Regions from separate parts of the Mus musculus genome. Here region 1 is linked to region 2. A link is a loop called in an ENCODE intact Hi-C map of the cell type or tissue named here. Cell type or tissue: gastrocnemius. All regions are shown on one strand. Each heading gives the region's core, and the rest is flanking DNA. Links, peaks and the distances in the headings are about the cores only. Region 1 holds the start of Gm39486 (a long non-coding RNA gene). Region 2 overlaps Slc38a10 (solute carrier family 38, member 10).

Evidence for each region. Hi-C counts contacts between places; a loop is a spot of excess contacts. Peaks named below come from ENCODE experiments on the same cell type or tissue, not always from the same donor. Only the 100,000 strongest peaks of a DNase experiment are listed, where the experiment ranks them.
Region 1: a loop joins it to region 2, with 4 times the contacts of the local background. A loop is called at or near these places in 11 of 42 quality-filtered maps.

Annotation. Positions count from the first base shown.
Region 1 is chr11:120,164,456-120,173,763 of GRCm38, reverse strand. It overlaps Gm39486 (a long non-coding RNA gene), which reads left to right and starts at 8,323. Exons shown (of 4, transcript XR_003949835.1): 1 at 8,323-8,937. In gastrocnemius, for the core only: a CTCF peak has its summit at 4,305 (motif pointing right); a DNase peak (open chromatin) is centred at 4,290; H3K4me3 peaks cover 876 bases; H3K27ac peaks cover 855 bases.
Region 2 is chr11:120,105,594-120,114,901 of GRCm38, reverse strand. Slc38a10 (solute carrier family 38, member 10) reads left to right here. Exons shown (of 17, transcript NM_024249.5): 12 at 3,897-4,064; 13 at 4,366-4,836; 14 at 5,366-5,470; 15 at 6,412-6,435; 16 at 8,292-8,468; 17 at 8,866-9,308. Among named protein-coding and RNA genes, the nearest start is that of Ndufaf8, 11 kb to the right of the region's middle. In gastrocnemius, for the core only: CTCF peaks have their summits at 3,694 (motif pointing left) and 4,209 (motif pointing left); DNase peaks (open chromatin) are centred at 2,275, 2,516 and 3,668; H3K27ac peaks cover 315 bases.

The DNA.
Region 1 (9,308 bases), core at 634-8,633, 59 kb before region 2:
AGTGGGTAGCAAGCAGAGTTTGTCAGTAATGCAAATGGAGTATGGGTCTTCTGATTTCTCACAGTATCCACTGCTCGGGGGCAATTGCTGCCACCCCAAGAGAGCTTCCGGAGCCACAGGAAGAGCTACCCCTGGTCATGAGGTAGCATCTTTTCTCTGTACAGCTCACATCTCATTATTATCCACTGACAAGGAAAGCTCTCTGTGGAGGTGCTCAACTCTGTCTATGATGTGAGAGTTGCTTACCACGCACGATCCTAAAGGCTAGTCCTAGCTCCGGGCTGTGGGAGGCAGTCCCCGGAGTGAGAGCCGGGAGTGCTTCCTCTGTCTCTGACCACTGTGTGATGCTAAAATGCAGTTACAGCCCTTCTGGGCTCCAAGCTGTTCAGATGAGTAACTATCTCCACACACAGACTCGAGACACACAGGCTCGAAGCGACACTTGGAGACGTTGCTCTCCTCTCTGCCAGATATCCGCGCCCGTATTTCTGCACCTGGAGGCCCCGGACTTCTATCGATTCTTTCCAGACTTTGTTCTACAGCAAAGCACAGACCACTAAATTGTCTATTTCACAGCTGTGCTGCCTCAAGGTAGATTGCTTTACGTCTCTGAGTCTCTTTTAAGAATTAAAGCAAAACAAAATGTTATTCTATTTTGCATCTACGTGTGCACGCTCATGCTCACACAGGTGCCCACGAAAGCCAGGAAAGGGCGTCGGGTCCCTGGGAGCTGCAGTCACAGAGGGTTGTGAATTGTCCGGCGGGAGTTCTAAGAAATGAACTCGGGTCCTCTGCAAGAGTAGCAAGTGTCCTTAACTGCTGAGCCAGCGCCCCAGCACAGTGGTTCTCAACCTGTGGGTCTGGACCCCTTTGACAAACCTGTATCCAAAAATATTTATGTTACAATTCATAACAGTAGCAAAATTACTTTAGTAGCATCAACATAATTTTATGGTTGAGGGTCACCACAACAAGGGTCACAATGTCAGGACGGTTGAGAAACACTGGTCTAGTCTCTCACATAGGGATCTTGAGATGAGCTCATGCTGGGTTGGAGTGGTCCCTAAATCCAATGGAACATGGACCATTGCACCATAAAACCAGAGATGAGAGAAGGCCCACATCAGGAAAGAAAGGCTGGAGAAAGGCTGAGGCTACGGTAATCCTGACATTACCTACCGGCCTTCAGATTCAGAGCCCCAGCTGCTGGGTCAGGTGAGAGCAAGTCTTCCCTGAGCTCCCCAGGGGCCAGTGCCATAGCATCTCGACACTGGACTGCCACTCCATACTTGTTGGAAGGCAAATGACGTTCAAGCTGCCCAGGCTGTTATCAGGTGCTAAGCCGCGAGGGTCCACACATAGTCCCTCTTCTCTGTACTGTGCTTACCCAGTGGGGTGGACTCTTCCCTGACATCCCCAGCTTGCCCTTCAGAGCCTGTGGCCCTCCTTGCTCACCCTGTGGTGGTGTCAGGTATACCCTTGCATATTTATCATCGGATGGGGCTTCCTTTCTCTGGAAGATCCTGAGTCACTGTGAGAAGCTGGGTTGTCCCCAACCTATGGGTTCGTTGTTATCCTGTTTCCCATCTCCTATCACACCATTATCACTTAAGGCCTTGAGGTTGGGCTCCGGGGGGTATAGTGAGAGCTGCTGGCCACTCTAGCACTTGCTGGTCATAACCTGTCCCCCTGGAGATCAAGCCTCCAGGTTCCTTTATAGGGACCTGTGTCTTTGGAGAGCAAGGTACCAGGCCAGGTTCTGGTGTTTACTGCTACAGCTCTCTGTTATTGGATGTGGAGTGCCCACCCCTTCTGTGAGACTCAGTTTCCTCCATGGCTAAGTCAGGCTGTCTTCAATTTACTCCACCCACAGTCACTCAAGTCTTATGGATGGATGGATGGATGGATGGATGGATGGGTGGATGGGAGACCTGGGAGCCTTTGAAGCCCATTTTGCCGCTACTGTGATGGGTGTGCAGACGTTTCTTCCCGGGGTGAAGATCCCAGCACTTCACAGTGACGACAATGAGCCTCCTGGGCCACCACTAACTGGACACATCTCTACTGACCAAGTTTCAGCTATGGTGCAGTCCTTAGCTCCCTCTTGAGCTTCTGAGGCCCAGAGTCCTGACTCATCTACCGGGACCACTGGGCTGGTAGACCACAGAGCCTAGCCCCTTGTCCTGACCGTCCTTGCTCAGGCAGAAAGCAGGCCAGATGCAGAGCCAGGCAGAGTGTGCAGCCCGTTTATCCGGTAGCTTTGCGGCTGATCAGTTGCAGGTGAATGGATGGCACGTGGTTTGTGTTGTAACAATATTTTGGGACAATTAGATTGAAACCACATTGTTGGCGGCCCTGCTGGCGGCTGGCCGCCTGCACTCTCTCTGCCCTTTGTGGCTCCTGGGCTGTGGAGCCACCCCCAACTCTCTGGGGCCCAGGTCTAGCCAGGCCATGGGGCAGCAGGGGGAGGGAGGGCTCTCCTGCTGGAGGGTAGGGCCTCCTCTACCCTGCTGGCCTCTCGATGACCTCAGCTTTCAGTTGTTGCAGAAAACAGCTGCTGGAACTATGTATTGTAGAGCAAGCCTGTAATGCCAAGACCTGGAAGGCTGAGGCAGGAGGATTACAAGTTTGAGGCCAGCCTGATTACATGTGAAGTTCCAGGTCAGCCAGAGCTACATAGTGATCCCCTGGGGGTTTCTCATGACACGTTGGAAGAGGCAGCCTAGGGGCTGGAGTATCCAACTCCCAACATGGTCACACTCGGTCTCCATCTCTTCCCCCAGGAAAAGAACACAAAACTTCAGCCTGTCCATTGTCCCACCACACCACACCTTCTCCTGGAAAGTGGATCAGAGTCCTGGGGTGGAGACAGACCAGGTTTCTTGGAGGCTTCACCTGCTCATCCTTTTCACCCCCAGCACTGGGCAGAGGAGCTAGAGACTGCAGGGAGTCTCCTTTTCTGCCCAGTCTCTTTGCTACGCTTTTCCATTTGAGGAGGGAGGACCTTGGAGTCAGAACCAACAAATGCTGAAGATAGGGGCCTGAGTGGGGACCTGGCCTGCCCCAGGCAGCAGGATCAACAGTGACGCCTGGACAGGGATCCTGCAGCTGAGGCTCGAAATCCAGGGACCACAAAGTCCACTTGGGTCTGTGGACCCATGGAGGGAACGTGAAGTTCCCTTTGGACCAAGGGATGGAGAGGGACCATGGGGGTGGCTGTGAGGTATCTAAGTGGTCAGGTCATACTGTAGGAAGCACCCCAGCCAGGAGCATCCGGGACAGACCCTGGGTGAAGTATAGGGAACTTGGCTCCCATTACCCACGACTCTGCTTGTCATGGGAGAGCACAGGCATCCACAGCACCCAGGCAGTTGTATGACTTGGCACTGGCGTCCATGGTTTCCAAAAAGGCTCATGTATCTCCTCTAGTTCTGGTGAACTTCCTCGGGTCCTGCGGGTTTTCCTGCGGCTGTACTCACTGTCCCTAAAGTCTTGGCTTCCTGTCCTCAAGGGTCTGCAGCTATCTGTGCCCTGCCAGTCCAGAATGCCTTACTGTGTGGCACAGGCTAGAGGGTTCCCATCCCTCTCAGCAAGGAGTCCAGGTTGGCAGGCACGTGGACTGCCTCCCCTGAAGAGTTGCCAAAGAGCCCTTCCACTCAGACCTTGAAGGAGGTGACACAATTGGAATCTAAACCATCCTACACTCCCCCCAATCCCCTATGTCTCTAGGGGACACCATGAATAACAGTAACCCCTGCCTGCATCCCCATCCTCTCCAGAAAGTAGACACCTGCCTCCAGGGATGGAGCTGTCCGTTCTCCATCCCACAATCTGCCTACAAGTGTCCCGGGTGCCCCACACGCTCTCTCCAGGAAAACAAGGAAGCAGAGGTGTAACCCAGCTCAGCTGCAAAGCACTCTCCTCAGAAGAGGTCGATCAACCTGACACTCAGGACTGACACTCAGGACTGACAACCAGCTTTCTTAGAATGACTGTGGCTCTCCTCACACTCTAACATAGTCAGAGCATGCGTGGAGGCTTCTGGGTCAGAAGTAACTCCACTTCTGTGATTATACAGGGATGGAGCCACGCTGTACGGGTGGGAAGGAGAAAGGCTTTTTCTTGTTTGTATGAAGAGCTTGATCCAAACAAGGTGCCCAGACAGCTTTTCCGACTGACTGCTTCCTGATCTGGCTGTCAATCACAGTATCCTAGCCCACCGGCCCAGTGTGACCAATCAGAACCGACTATGCTTGATTCCTGAGCCAATTAGCCTTCCTGTCAGAGACTGGGATGGCCAGCAGAGGGCACCATTGGCGGGTGGGTCCAAGTTTGGGGGGCTGCCGAGATAAGGTCACTTAGCTCGGAGCCCTTGACTCTCCATTACCTGAGTTCATTGCCTGCCTCCTTTTCTGCCTAGCGGGGTGTTAGGTTTCGGGGGGTCGTGCCTAAGGACGCACCCTCCTCCTCCTCCTCCCGGCATAGGTGAGGCCCGCTGCCCACAGTGACTGCCTACACCGAGGATTTGGCCTGGCGCAGTGGTTCTGAGTGTGGCCCCTATGGTTTAGTGTCACCCAAATCCTGTTAGTACAGGCTCCAGTCTGATCCCCAGACAAATTTGAAACGATGTTGGGAGACAGGTGGGGGCCCTTAAAGGTGCTCCTCTAAGGAGCTGAGACTGCTAGGGCCGCACAAACCAGACAGAAGAACCGGCATGCCTAGCTGGTAAGAATTCTTTACATCAACTGGAAGAGAAACTAAGACAGAAATTATGGTGGTACAGTATTTCATGGCAGGAGCGTGTGATGCAGGAGGCCTGTTCACATGTATGGAAGTATTATAAAGTCAGAAAAAAAAAACCCCACGTGGATCCATGTACAATGCCGTGGAAGATAGCCAAGTGACTTAGGCCTGGCATTTGCAGGCTTCTGATTGCAGCTACTGGGGGGGGGGGGGGGACTGAAGCCGAAGGATCAAAACTCAAGGCCTGCCTCAGCTACAGGGAGGAGTTCAAGCTCAGTTTGGGCAATTTTGAGAGACCTTGTCTGGAAACGGAAGGTAAAGAGAGAGCAGGGGCAGAGCTCGGTGGTAACCTAGCACCCAGGATGCCCTGGGTTTGGTCATAGGACTGGAAGAAGAGAGTAAAGTCAAAATCAAACAGCAGGTTGCCAGTGGCAGGTGAGTTGGTCCCGACCCGTTTAAGGATGCCTACTATTCCTGCCTTTGCAGAGAGAATGGCTCGGTGCTGGATCACCCACCCTTCCCAGAGCTCCGGTTCCGTTTTATGTTCCATTGTGCTAACAGACACACTCACTCTGTGTGTATATAGATTTATATATATATAATTAAAAATAATAGTATTTTCTAGAAAGCGTGACCCTGATCTGCAGTCAGGGGCGGGTGGGTGGGGCCTCTGAGTGACAGCAGTAGGAGGCCGGCTGTAGGGAGGAGAGTCCAAGGCCGAAGAAGCCTTCAGCAGGAGAGGAAGGCGGGAGGAGAGAGAGGATGTGTTAAGTTCAAGGTTGGGTAGTTAGAGGCAGATTTCTGTCCTCCTTTCCTTCCTTGGGAGGTGAATCAGGGTCCAGGACCCACCTTCCGGAGCTTGGCCCCGCCTGCTGCTGCGGCCTTGGGATTGTTAAGCAAATTGCCTGGTGGGGCCCTGGGCCCGGCTAATTCCAGTGTCTTAATGAGCGGGAAGATGAGGTTTTATTCATCACTGGGGCTGTAAAAATTGCAGTAAAGTGGCCCACTTTATAAAGAAAAAATCAATCGCAAAAAGAAAACAGGAGTATGTAAATGGACGGGGTGACAAAAAGCGGGCCAATTACCCCCAAAATGAGCCGCAGTTATGGCTCCATTAACTCAATTATATTTTCTAAAGGATTTCTTACGAGGCCCCCACCCCACCCCAGCCGTGTGCCTGTAATTTTTACATCAACTTCAAGCCATTAAGTTGCATTAAACTATTTTGTGGGAGAGAGCTGTGTGTCTGGGAAGAGAGAGCTCCAGCGGCCCTGTCCAGCCCCACTGAGGAACAAGAGTCAGGTGTAGGCAGGGGCTGAGGGGAAGTGTTAGCTGCAGGCACAAACCTTCAGTCCAGAAGAAACTGAAGGGCAGAGAGTCACCTAGGTCTCTCTAGTGCCTGAAGTAGAGGCTGCAAGCCACAATGGCCTCCTGACCTTCCCCTGCATTGAAGGACCCCCCTCCAGCCCCTAACCTGAAACACCAGCCCACATGAGCCCCTAACCTTGCCGGCTTCCTGAGTTTTCTTTTGCTCTATCAGTTAGAAAGCTTAGAAAATTTGAGACATGGAAAAAATAAATAAACTTAAATTTGAAAAGAGAAAGACACACACACAACAAAATTTGGACCCGAGTAGGGCTATGTACCATGCCTGTTTGATTTACAGTCCTGGGCAGACCAAGGACACCCTGGAACATAGAAAGTCCCAAGTGACCTTGGCCTGACTTGTTTGTTCAAGTCCAGTCACCCTTGGGTTTTCTTGGATGGGCTGGGCAGGCCCCAAATCCCAGTGTCTGCCCGTGGATACCATTTCTTATAGCATGCTGGCCTCAGGCCTGGTGGCTGAAACCTGCTTTCCGTGTCAGGTGGCCCCATGAGCCAAAGCTGCCCTACATAAGTCTACTCCTGCACCGCGGGGGACCCAGTGCTTAACATCCTGGAGTTCAGATGCAGCTGAGAAAAAGAAGGGGAGTGTGGGGGGGGGGGGAGAGAAAGAAGTGGTAGAAAAGGGAGTGAAACTAGACAGATAGAAGGGCAGAGACCAGTATGCCTAGCTCAAGGAGATAAACAAGGGAAACAAGGCTTGGGTAATGAGCTAGGATGACCCTGCGGCACAAGCCAGGCTTCCTTAAGAGCTCAGGGCTTGTGAGGATGCTGGAAGGTTAAAAGGTTAAATTACACAGGAGAGGGAGAAAAATCTACCCACATCTGCCTTTGGTTCTCTTCCAGGAAGGCAGCAAGAAGACCCACACATTACCTGAAAGAGAGGGTCTGATCAGAGTGGGGCAAACAGACTAGTCCTGTGCGGTTCCATTGTCCAGAAGCAAGACCAGAAATGGGGAAGGAAGATAAGCAAAGGTCTCCCCTCTCCTCTGTACCCCAAGGAACCGTCTCCTGGGATAAACACATGGGCTTCCTAGCTCAAGGCCCCCACAAATGCTCTGTTCTCACTGGGCACATGTAGCTGCAGGGCAAGTCCCCACAAACCCTCAGCCTATATTTGAGAGCCTAAGGCCAGAAGTCAATGGGGGGGGGGGTGCATGCATGCGCGCATATGTGTGTGTGTGTGTGTGTGTGTGTGTGTGTGTGTGTGTGTGCACTTGTATACATGCATTTTTATTTCGATAAGGCACAGCCACTGGCTGGGGTGTAGGGACAACTAAGCTGCTTGAAGTAGCCCTGACTTCAGGTAGTGTGTGTCCGAGGTAACCCCGGGGAAGGGTTCTGAGGGAAGAGAATAGGTGGTACCACAGAAGGGGCTGGGTCAGGAGAGAGGGCTTGAAAGGCCCAGGAAGATGGGGGAGGCAGAGGCTGGGAAGCTAGGAGATTTGGGCTGTTCTAGGATCCGAAGACCTCAGCCTGGGGAAGCTGGGAACCTGTGGCTGTGCTGCCTGCTCAGACCTCAGAGCAGCTGCTGTGGAAGCCCCTGTTTGGAGGTGCCTGCTTACTCTTGGCTGAGGGACATGGGAATGAGCAGTGCTGTGCTTGGTCCCCAGAAAGCACCTGCAGAGAGTCTAGGCTCAAAGCTGATGGGAACTCTGGTCCAGCTGAGCCTTGAGAGGAATGAATACACCTCAGCTCCCTGGATGGAGGTTGTACAATCTCTGGTATTATTCTCCCAGAAGACTAGAAGATAACCTTCAATACATAGCCCAGGCCCTAGGCCCCAGGTGGTTCCAGAGCCCTCCATATCAGACATGCAGGCTTCAGGAGACAGGATGAAAGGAAGCCTGGAAGCTGTCTTCGGGATTCCAGGAGACTCACTGTACCCCTGCAGGGCTGGGAGCCCTAACCGGGTTTATGTAGTGAATTCTGTGTCTGGGAGGGCAATTGGGCTGGCACGGGCCGACAGGATCGCTGACTTCCATTCTTGGCTCTTCCCTGGTCCCAATCCTCTATTGCTAGATTGTCACCTCTGTCTAACCCTTTCCCTAGACACATGACCTCCATGTTCTGTTGCTTTGGCCACCCAGACCTGTGTGGAAGCCTTGAGCTCCCATGATTTCCCCTCCCCTGGTAAACTGGCCTCCAGAGCCTGGGGGATGCAAACCTGCATCTTTCTCAGACTAGTCCCCACATAGCATCTTCTGCCTAATCCTGGGTCATGAGGGAAGCCCCGTGCTGCTAGGTGAAGGTTCCTCTGTCCCCTGCTCTTGGCTTTTGTCACCATAGACAAAGCTTACCTGTCCCCCTAGAGTGTGAGAAATGGTAATCCTCAGGCCTTGGGGACACTGTGGCTGTGGCCCAGTGGCCTGAGGGATCATCTGGACATCATAGCTCGGAGCACTGAGATCCCAGAGTTCCTGAGGAACAGACAGACAGACAAGATCTTAATCCAGCCTAACTGTCCGCTAGCTAACCGTGGGGCAACTTCCAGAGCTGTCTGGCTGTTTTTTCTCTACCATAAAATGGGCTGACGGCGTACAGCTGGGTTTCCCTGGAAGCAAGTTGCAAGAGGTCAGGCACAGCTCTGCTGAGCTCCTGGAGTCCGGTGGTGTCAGCCTCCATTATCCAGGGGAGTGGGTTGCAGAAGGGCACTGTCATTTACCTCAAGCCTCAAGGGCTCCAGCCTCGGTTTCTAGACTCTTGCGCTGGGCAGCTGCAGGTGGTGGGTCACCTTGGAGAGGGCAGTTTCTTGCCACGCCACAGCCTGCCTCCTTCTCCCACACTGTGCTCCTGACACGGATATTCAAGGTGAGAAGGGCGTCCTTGCTGGCTCTAGCGGCCTCACACTAAGGTCTGGGCACCAAGGTCACCTCCAGCAGCACAGGAAGAGGGGAGGAGTGACTGGAGGTTATGGTCTGGAGGGAGGAGGGAGGGGAGAGTGGGGGAAATAAAAAGAGATTACAATTTTTAAAAGGCACTCGAGCTGTCTCCTGACACCGAGCCTGGTCTCCATCCGGTTTATAGCTTACAGGCTCAGCAGCTGGGCCTGTCTGCCTGGGGTGGGTGGAGGGGTGAGGGGTGAGCCAGGCCCCCACCTGCCTAGGCTGTGCCTTTTCTCCACAGTGCTGCTGGGCAGTTGCAGTCCGCTCAGCGTGAGGGCACACAGGGCAGGTGGGACC
Region 2 (9,308 bases), core at 491-8,490:
GTGGGGTCCCAGTAGGAATCTGCTTGTTCTAGTGAGAGCCCAGCACGTGCTGTGACTGCACTGTACTCTCACATGGTACACGTGACTGCGCTGTGACTGCACTGCACTCTCACGTGGCACACATGACTGTGCTGTGACTGCACTGCACTGCACTCTCACGTGGTACACGTGACTGTGCTGTGACTGCACTGCACTCTCACGTGGTACATGTGACTGCTGTGATTGCACTGCACTCTCACGTGGTACACGTGACTGCTGTGACTGCACTGCACTCTCACGTGGTACACGTGACTGCTGTGACTGCACTGCACTCTCACGTGGCACACGTGACTGCTGTGACTGCACTGCACTCTCACGTGGCACACGTGACTGTGCTGTGACTGCACTGCACTCTCACGTGGTACACGTGACTGTGCTATGACTGCACTGCACTCTCACGTGGTACATGTGACTGTGCTGTGACTGCACTGTACTCTCACGTGGTACATGTGACTATCGAGTGCAGCCAAAGCCCCATGCTTGGCCTCGTGAGCCTTTGGTAAGCCTGGCCGAGTCCCTGTGAATGCTCAAGAAGACAGTTATCCATTTAAAAAGCCTAGTTAGGCTCTTTATCTCTGTGCCTGATGGTGCCCTAGATGGTCTTGGGGACAGTTTGGACTTTGTAGAGTTCTGGCTCCTCCTCGGAACACTTTTGTGCTGTTGCTTCCTTTTCTCCTCTTGCCCACCCACCTTGTGCACCCTGGGACAGGACAGCTCAAGCCATTCCCCAGGCCTCCTGCTTCTGCAGCATGTGGGACAGCACCGGTTAGTTAGTGGGAAGTAGAAGTTAGGGGGCTATGCCACGTGGCCATGGGGTGCCGTGGGTGCCAGGTACAGGTGACCTTGGGTCCCTGTCAGGCACATGACTGTATCCCAGAGTCTTCGAATAGACCTTTCCTCTGTCTTCTTGTCATCGCTCTTCTCTGGGACCTTCCATGGTTTCTGCTGCCACCTGCCTTGGCCACTTGTGGAGGTTGCAGAGGTCCCAGAGCCTTAGATAGTGTCAAGATTCATCCAGGATAGACCCTGCTGCTATATGTTCCTCCCTCCTTGGCTGACCTCCTGTCACCTCTCTTCTGTGCCTCATGAGGTTTTAAAAGCACTTTACATCATGTGCTCCTTTGTCCTACTATTTTCACGTTCAGTTTTTCTGCCAAACTATCTAGGAGATGCAGTGGGCTCGTTTCACAGCCTTCCCTGGGGTGGTGGTCTTCATGGGACCTGCTGGATCAGAAGGGTTCCCCTTGGGTAGCTGCTGACCTATGTCAGACCTGTGTGTGCTGTGGCTGAGGTGCTGCTCAAGGGGCGAGGTGCTAGCTTTCCCTTGCACCTGCTTCATGTGTAGGAAGAACCAAGAGTGAAGGGCTCAGAAGGCTTCCTTGCTGATGCTAACACTACAATGTCAGCCCTGGTCATTAGCTTAGCCCCCCAGCTCGCAGGAGCTTATTGTCTGAGCCATAATTGGACAGATGAGCTATGGAGCCATCCAGCTAAGCCCAAAAGATTGGGTTGTAAGTCAGACCTCAGCAGGTAACACTTTCCTCACTGAAGCCTGGAGAACAAAGCAGAAACTGGTTATTAGGATAGCTCCCTAGAACAGGGGCTGGCTTCCTCAGGAGCCTGGGTTGCTGAGCTCTTGAGAGGTGCAATGGTTCTTGCACCAGCAGGACCTCATCCAGAGGGAGAAGGCTTTTAGCATCTCTAGGTTGGATGCTAGCATGCAGGGGTGAGCATGAACGCAGGAGGCCAGTGACCAGCAGACCTCCACTGGGATGTGGGACCTGCTGTCCAGCTCCTCAGAGGCAGAAGCAGCCTCAAGTCTGGTAGACGGGTGGAGTGGTAGAGCTTGTCTCCGAGAGGGCCAGGGGAGGAGGGAGGAGAGAAGAAAGGAGAACACTTACAGCCTGTAGCAAGCCCTGTTCCACAAGCAAGACCTCCTGAGGCGGGCCTTTGGGCCCTCTCCACACTGGATAAAGAAGGAAAGGATATTCGCAGTGGAATTGCTGTCTGGGAGGCAGGACTCCTGTCTGTCCCTTAGGGAAGCACTGTAGCAGGTGAGCGTGTGGCTTGTCACCTCATTGGTCCATCTGTGCATGGGAGGACAAAACATGGGTCTTTGCTGGCTCCAGTTACTGTCAGCAAGCCTGATGACTACAGGGGATGGCCAGCAGAGTGTGTGAGGAGTCCTACTCATTGAGCATTGCCATCCCTCCTTGGGGCCATACCAGGCCAAGCCTTCACTTCTTGGTTGTCAGTTGGCCAGTAAGGCAGGTGAACCTCACCACCACACTGTTTTCTGTTTCCACCCTGTGATTGCCTTGAAATTGGAAACAAATGGGAGGGGCTGTGCAGGGTGAGAGCTGCCAGCTCTGGAAGTTTATGTTTGGTTGTGGCTGAGGGCATTGTCAACATGCATTCCTGATGAAAGGTCTGTTTCTGTCTTGGAGAGCCCATGTCCAGTGCTGGCCAGCAGCCATGAATTCCTGGAGCTCACTGCTGGTAGTAGGGCCTAGAAAACCTTCACAGGCTCACAGCTTCTGCCTGACAGGCTACTTCCTATCTTAGAACACAGACAGGCTTGGCAATCCTGAGAGGCCTCTCAGAAGAGCATCAGGGCAACCCCATACCTGCGTGGTCACTGAGCCAAATGCTTAGCTGCCATGCGGAGCCTGCCCCAGGGCTCCAGACAGTGAACAGCAGGCCGCCGCCTCACCTGAACATGAGTGGGACACCACTCAGAGTAGACTGGCCTTTGCTGTTGTTTTAAAAGGTTTTTCTTCTTAGCTGGGTGATGGTGGTGCACGCCTTTAATCCCAGCAGAGGCAGAGGCAGGTGGATCTTTGAGCTCCTGGACAGCCATTAAAAACAAAACAAAACAAAAACCCCAAACAAACAAACAAACCTTAACTTTTTTTCTCGTATGTGTGTGTTTGTATACCATGTGTATGCCTGCTGCCTGAAAAGCTTAGAAGATGCATCAGACCAACGAGAAGTGGAGTTAGGGATGGTCTGAACCCCGGTGTGGGTACTAGGGACCACACCAGGCCCTTTGCACAAGCAGTCAGTGCTCAGAACCACATGGCCGTCTTCACATTCTGTTTTCTAAGGTGGTTTTTCATCTGCATAGCTCTTCAGATCCTCTTATGATTGCCCAGCACTTGAACATGGTTTTTTTGTTTTTTTGAGATAGGATTTCACGTAGCCCAGGCTAGCCTGAAACTAGCCCGGGGATGACCTAGAATCTATAAGGTTCCCACATCCCCCTCCAAAGCATATGATGATGCCATACCTAGTTTATGTTATGCTGGTACTGAGCCCTGGCCAGGGCCTGTGTGTGCTACCAGCCCAGCTAGGTCCCAAGCTCTCAAAAGCAGTCTTTTCAGTGAAGCTAGTTTTCTCCAATTCTGGAGCCACAATACTCTGCTGTGGTTTCTGATGGAACATGGACCCCTATGCATTTGTGGGCATGTGGACAACTTTGCCAGCCTCTCCTTTCGTCTCACCTTGTGTGAGTTTCCCCCACCAACAGCAAGAGGTTGACAGGCCCACCCAACCATATCCTTAAAAGTCCTTCAGTTTAGGTCTCAGGGCAAGCAGTTGGTCCCTGCTGGAAGACCCTAGGGACATTGCCTGGCTGTGTGCTCACGCTGCCACCTGGTGGTTGTGGACAAGTATTACACAGCATGTCATCTGACTACAGGTATAAATTGAATTTTGATGTTTTTTTTATCATGAATGAAAAGGAAGGATTCTGTGCCATTTAGCTGATAATCATGATTAAACAGGAAGAAACCTCCATTCTGCCATTTGGCCCAGCCTGTACTGGTTTCTGGTGGCTCACTATGCTTTGCTTGCAGTCCAGGATCCCGTTGTAGTTGTTGCTGAGGATAGCCAAGAGAAGCTAAAGCCAGCAGAGGACAAAGAGGTACTGGAGCAGGCCCAGATCAAGGGTCCTGTAGATGTGCCTGGCGGGGAAGCTCCCAAGGAGAAGCAGGAAGCCGCACAGCTGGATCGCCCCGGCCAAGGTGAGTGCTAAATAAACGGCCCCAACCAGCTGCCTTGACAGAGAAAGGCTTAAGCAACCCTGTGAAGGGCTCGCATGTCTAACTTAGCCTAGACCTGTGCTCCACCTTCCCCTTGGTCAAGACAGCTGCCCTCTACTGTTCCTCTTGTGACATTACCATTCTAGTGTCCTGGCAGTCCTCAGATAGCTGTAGAGGACCTGAGGTCATGGTCATGGTCATGTCACACTTGAGAGCCAGAGGACCGTTCTAATTCCTAGGAACTTCAGCCTCATCTCCTCCACCTGTCCTTATGCCCTTCCAGGTATTGCTGTCCCTATGGGTGAGGCCCATCGCCATGAGCCTCCCATCCCTCATGATAAAGTGGTGGTGGATGAAGGCCAGGACCAAGAAGGGCCAGAGGAGAAAAAGCCACCTCCCAGGCTCCCAGATGAAGGAGACCCTGCAGGCAGGGGTCAAGGGGCACCACCTCTGCCTGAGTCAGAGAAGGAGAAGCAGGAACCTGAGAGAGGAGGGGAAGGAAAGAGACCCGGGCAAGTCCTGGCAGTAGGAGAAACTGAACATCCTCAGAAGGTTCCAGAAGCAAATGGCCAGCCACCTGTGCAGCCCAGGAAGGAAGATTCCAGGCCAGGAAATAGGGATCCGCAGCCAGCTGCCCAGGCCAGGGACTCTGTGGAGCTGAAGGCTCTGGCAGCAGATGACGGCAGGGAGCCTGCACAGAAGGCTGGAGGCGCCCTGTGGAAGCCCGTGGAGAGTGCTGCTGAGAGCGATGCTGGTGAGTGTCAGTCGCCAAGGGGAGCTCCCTTGGTGGGTGCAGCAGAAATGGGCTAGTCCTTCTCAGTCCCCAGCCCTCCCATTCCACATGATTAGCATGTGAATGTCACGGCCCCTTCAGCAGCTTGTGGAGTGAAGAAGAGCCTGGGAGCTTGACAGCTTCCATAATATCTGTCACACAGTTGTTGCCAGACCACTAAATGTCAGGTGCCAGGCTGTTCTGGGGGTGCACACGGGGGACAGTGCAGGAACGCTTGACAGGTAACACACTGTTAAGTACCCGTCTAAGAGCTGGTTAGGACGGCGCTCGCATTTTAATTGGCTCAGGTAGTCACCATTGGCTCACAGCCATCAGCTGAGATTGTTAAATATTTCTTTATTACTTCCCTGGTAATCATTAGGTTGGATATAAACTGTGCTGGAGGGGGGGGGGGCTAGCTATAGAGTCATTTTAGGAAACATCTGCCAGCCCCTCACCCCACGCCCAACTCTGACTTTCCAACAAAGCAGCTGAGTCTCCCTGTGTGCAGGTGGGAAGGCGGGCCTCCCTGTGCAAAGGCCGGAGGCTGCAGAGCAGAGGGAGAAGAAGGAGGCTGAGCAACAGGGTGGAGACCAGGCGGGGAGCAAGCTGGAAGGTGAGGCTGGCCCTTTGGGAGGAGCCCCAGAATGAGCTGGAGTGGGGTGGGTGCTCCTGGGTCCCTCCTGCCTCCACAGTTTCTGCTGCTTGGTTTTTATGCTAAGGAAACACCTCCAGTGACCCCTCCCTATTTCTCACCTCTCTAGGGTTGTTTTTAATCTCCCCTTTTGTGCCCCTAAAAGAGGTGTCAAATGGTCACATGGCTTTTAACTACTATTTTGATTTCATCTTTAAGCAGGTTAATATTTTCTCTACTCTTGCTTAAAGGCTGGGAGGGAGGCCTTGGTACACAGGTTTGAAGACTCATTTGAAGGCTGTGCCTGAGATGGACCTGTGCTCAGGTCGGGCTGGGGTGGTGTTGGTGGCCAGCAGCATGCCCCGTGTCCCCCAGCACTTGAAGTTTGCCACGGCTGATGTGCCCTGAGTTCCTCTAAAGTTTCGTGTCCGTTTTGGCTTTATGGTCTCCCTGTGATGTTTCTTGTGCAGGGGCTGCAGTGCTAGCCCGCCCAGGAGCCCTCTAGTGACCACCTGCCTAGTTGGTTTTGGTGAACCCTCAGCTGAAGTCTGACCTGGGCCTGCCTAGGGTACTCGTGCCCCGAAGTGGGTTTGAAAAGACTGAGGCTTTGCTTCTCATTCAGCCCTGAAGGCCAGGCCTGAGCAGCTGCTCAGCCACTGCTCCTGGCTGACAGTGCAGACCTGGAAGGTAGAACCCAGAGCTTTCTTCTGCTTGGTTGGAGCTCACAACTTATTTGTGGAACTTTCCCACACTTGTTATTTTTGTCTCTGGTTTTAGTCTGACTAAATTTGTTGGTTCCAGTTTCTGTAATCTGTCACCTAAACATGTTTGATTCTTTGATTGTTTTTTTCTTTCTGAAGAAGAGACTTTTCATGGTTTCCTATTGTGCCTCTCTTCCATATGCCTCTCAATGGGACGGACAGCTGAAATTAAAAAGCTAGTAGCAGGTACGGCTCAGGACTGTGATGTAAAGAAGCATGTGTGTGGAGGCCCTGGCAGTGTGGGGACGACCTTGGTGGCACATGCAGCCCCTGAGAGCCCTGCATGAAGACGGCTCAGTCCCAAGGAGTGGCACCCCTCCAGACACAGCATAGCCCCCCAGCTCCCTCTTCCTTCTCAGCCCCTGTGGCCTTGTCCTTAGAGAACAGCCTAATGGTGTCTCTAAGCAACTGAAACCTGAGCTAGAGACAGGGTTGGGGCTGCATGTACCTGCTGCTGTTTGTGTGGCCTGTGTCTCGTGTGAGGGCTTCCATCCTGGCCAGACACCCACTCCTGGTAGGTTCTGGCTTGGGAAAGAAAGCCAGTCGCCACGATGTTTCCCATTTGCCCTCCGGGCTTCCAGCTGGACACACCACCTTTTTTCCCTCTCCCAGAGCAAGCTCGTGGCTCGTCCGCTGAGGCATGCAGGAGGCGTGGGGCCTGCTCTTTCAGAACCTTGCTCTTGGCAGGTCGGGCAGTGCCAGCAGTATGTGTGACTTTGTGTATCTTTATGTAACTGACAGTCACATGGCTGTGCAGTCAGTGAGCACATGTGAAGGGAGAAGAAAGGAGCCCTATGTTAGAAGTTCTTTCCTTCTCAAGCCTCTGTCTGGACCTTAGGCACTGGCAAGAGGACCAGCCGAGTTTCTTGAAGTCAGCTCTTTTCTTCATGGTGGGCCCCAACATCCTCTCCATGGTCCAACCTGCCTTTCCTTGCACAGGCTACTGAAGGGTTTGGGGAGACCCTAGGGCGTGCTCATGGGAACATACTTGTGACCCCTGGGAAGGTCACTGGCAATGAATTGCTCTAGCTAGTTACTGGTGGGAGCCTATGAGTGTGTGCCCTGTGCCTGGGAGCTATATAACCCTGGCTAGCCTCTTACCTCACCGAGATCTGCTTGCCTAAATCTTGTGTGCTAGGATTAAAGGTGTGTTCCACCCCATGCCCACACAAGACGTGATTATGCTCTGACGCCTAGTCCCTAACCCATCTATCTTCTAACGATGCCCAGTATAAAAATGAATGGGTTGTGAAGATTAACCTGCCCTGGCTGCTTGCTGTGGGTAAATAGCCCAGTGCTGACCCCAGTGCTTGGGGTGAGAAGCCAGCCAGCCCTGCTGTACTTGCCAGTGGCCACCAAGAGCAGCTGGGGTGACTGGGTGGGATACAGCAAGTTTGAATAGGAAGGCTTTCTTACCTGTGCTGTGGGCGTGGCCCCCAGTGAGGAGGTGGAGCTCCTTCCTTCTGGGTTCCCAGCCATCCCTGGCCTCCACCCAGCCAACCCTGGCCTCCAGTCCACACGGACAGCTCTCAGGCTCCACTTGAACACTTGCAAGAAACTTTCTTAAAATTGTAGCCCCCCTCCCCCTTTTTTTAAAGGTAGCTTTTAGGTTTTATTTTCTCTTGTGTTAGTCCTAGAACAAATGTGTGAGGCGGTAGGGAAGAGTCACCCAGCCCAGAGAACCTACAACTAACTGTCTAGTGCATTCCTTCTCAGTGTTTGTGTGGATGTGGTGTGCATTTTCAGCCAGAAACAGACAGGGATCTGGGATTGACCAGTGTGTCTGACCCACTGAGGGAAGAGGAAAAGCAGGCAGGACAGCTGCTGGTCAGGAAGGCTGCCCTGGTTAGGGCTTAGCCCTCTAGCCTTAACTCAGCGCCTCACTTCTGTGCCACTGGGACACTGGGACTGGGGTGACAATGCAGACGGTGTTGCAGATACGGGCATGGCAGGACCGACTCCCCGTGGGTCGCTGTCAGCACTGAAAGGCCAGCAGTCCCACCGGTATCTGGAGTGCATCTGACTTTGTATGTCCCCACCAGAAGCTGGGAGGGCAGAGATGCTGGACCATGCCGTGCTGCTACAGGTGATCCAAGAGCAGCAGGTGCAGCAGAAGCGCCTCCTGGACCAGCAGGAAAAGCTGCTCGCAGTGATTGAGGAGCAGCACAAGGAGATCCGGCAGCAGCGACAGGAGGGCGAGGAAGACAAGCCTAAGCCTGGTAGGTAGGACCCAGCCCCGGGAAGCAGGCAGCCGGACAGCCAGGTCTGGGGCTACCTTTGAGGCTCAGAGCCTGGAGTGTGAAGGAGGAGGTTTCAGTCTTGATCATCCTTTTTCTATTTACTTTTACTACATGTGTGCTTATGTGTGTCTGTATTGTGGCGGCTAGAAGAGGATGTCAAGTCCCCTAGATCTCTAGTTACAGACTGTTGTGAGCTGCCTGGATAGGTGCTGGGAAAGTAGCTCTGGTCTTCTCCAAGAACAGCAGGCATTCACACATGTTGAGTCATCTCCCAGCTCTTAGTGAGTCTTAACTGCTTGAAAGTTTCTTTTTAGTCAGTGCATTAGCAACTTGTGTCCATTTCTTTGGCTAAACCAATGCTCACCTTCCTTCACAGCAGACGTGCAGCCAGAGCCTGGGGTGGCTGTACTCCGAGGACAGGAGGAGGAGGCTGAGCACGCTGGGGAGACACTGGGAGATGACCCTTCACAGCCTTTGCAACCCGTGCTTGGAGCTCCTAGGGGTCGCCCCGCTCCATCCCAAGACATGGGCCAGCACCTCCCAGGGGAAGTCAAGGTGCTGCCAGGCAGAGACCTTGCTGACCTTCCTGCTGGTGGCTCTGAAACAGAGCCCCAGGGGGCCCCGATTGATCTGAGAGAAGACCCGAAAGCTGCCATCAAGGCGGCTGGAGCTGGGAAGGAGCTGGTCCCAGGGGACTTGGAAGCAGTGCACAAGGCAGCCCCTCCTGAGGTACCCAAGAGTCCAGAGAAGCAGGTTGCCAAGGCAGTTGCCGGGCAGCGCCAAGATGTCTTTGGTGAAGGCTCCGAAGAAAGGAAAGAA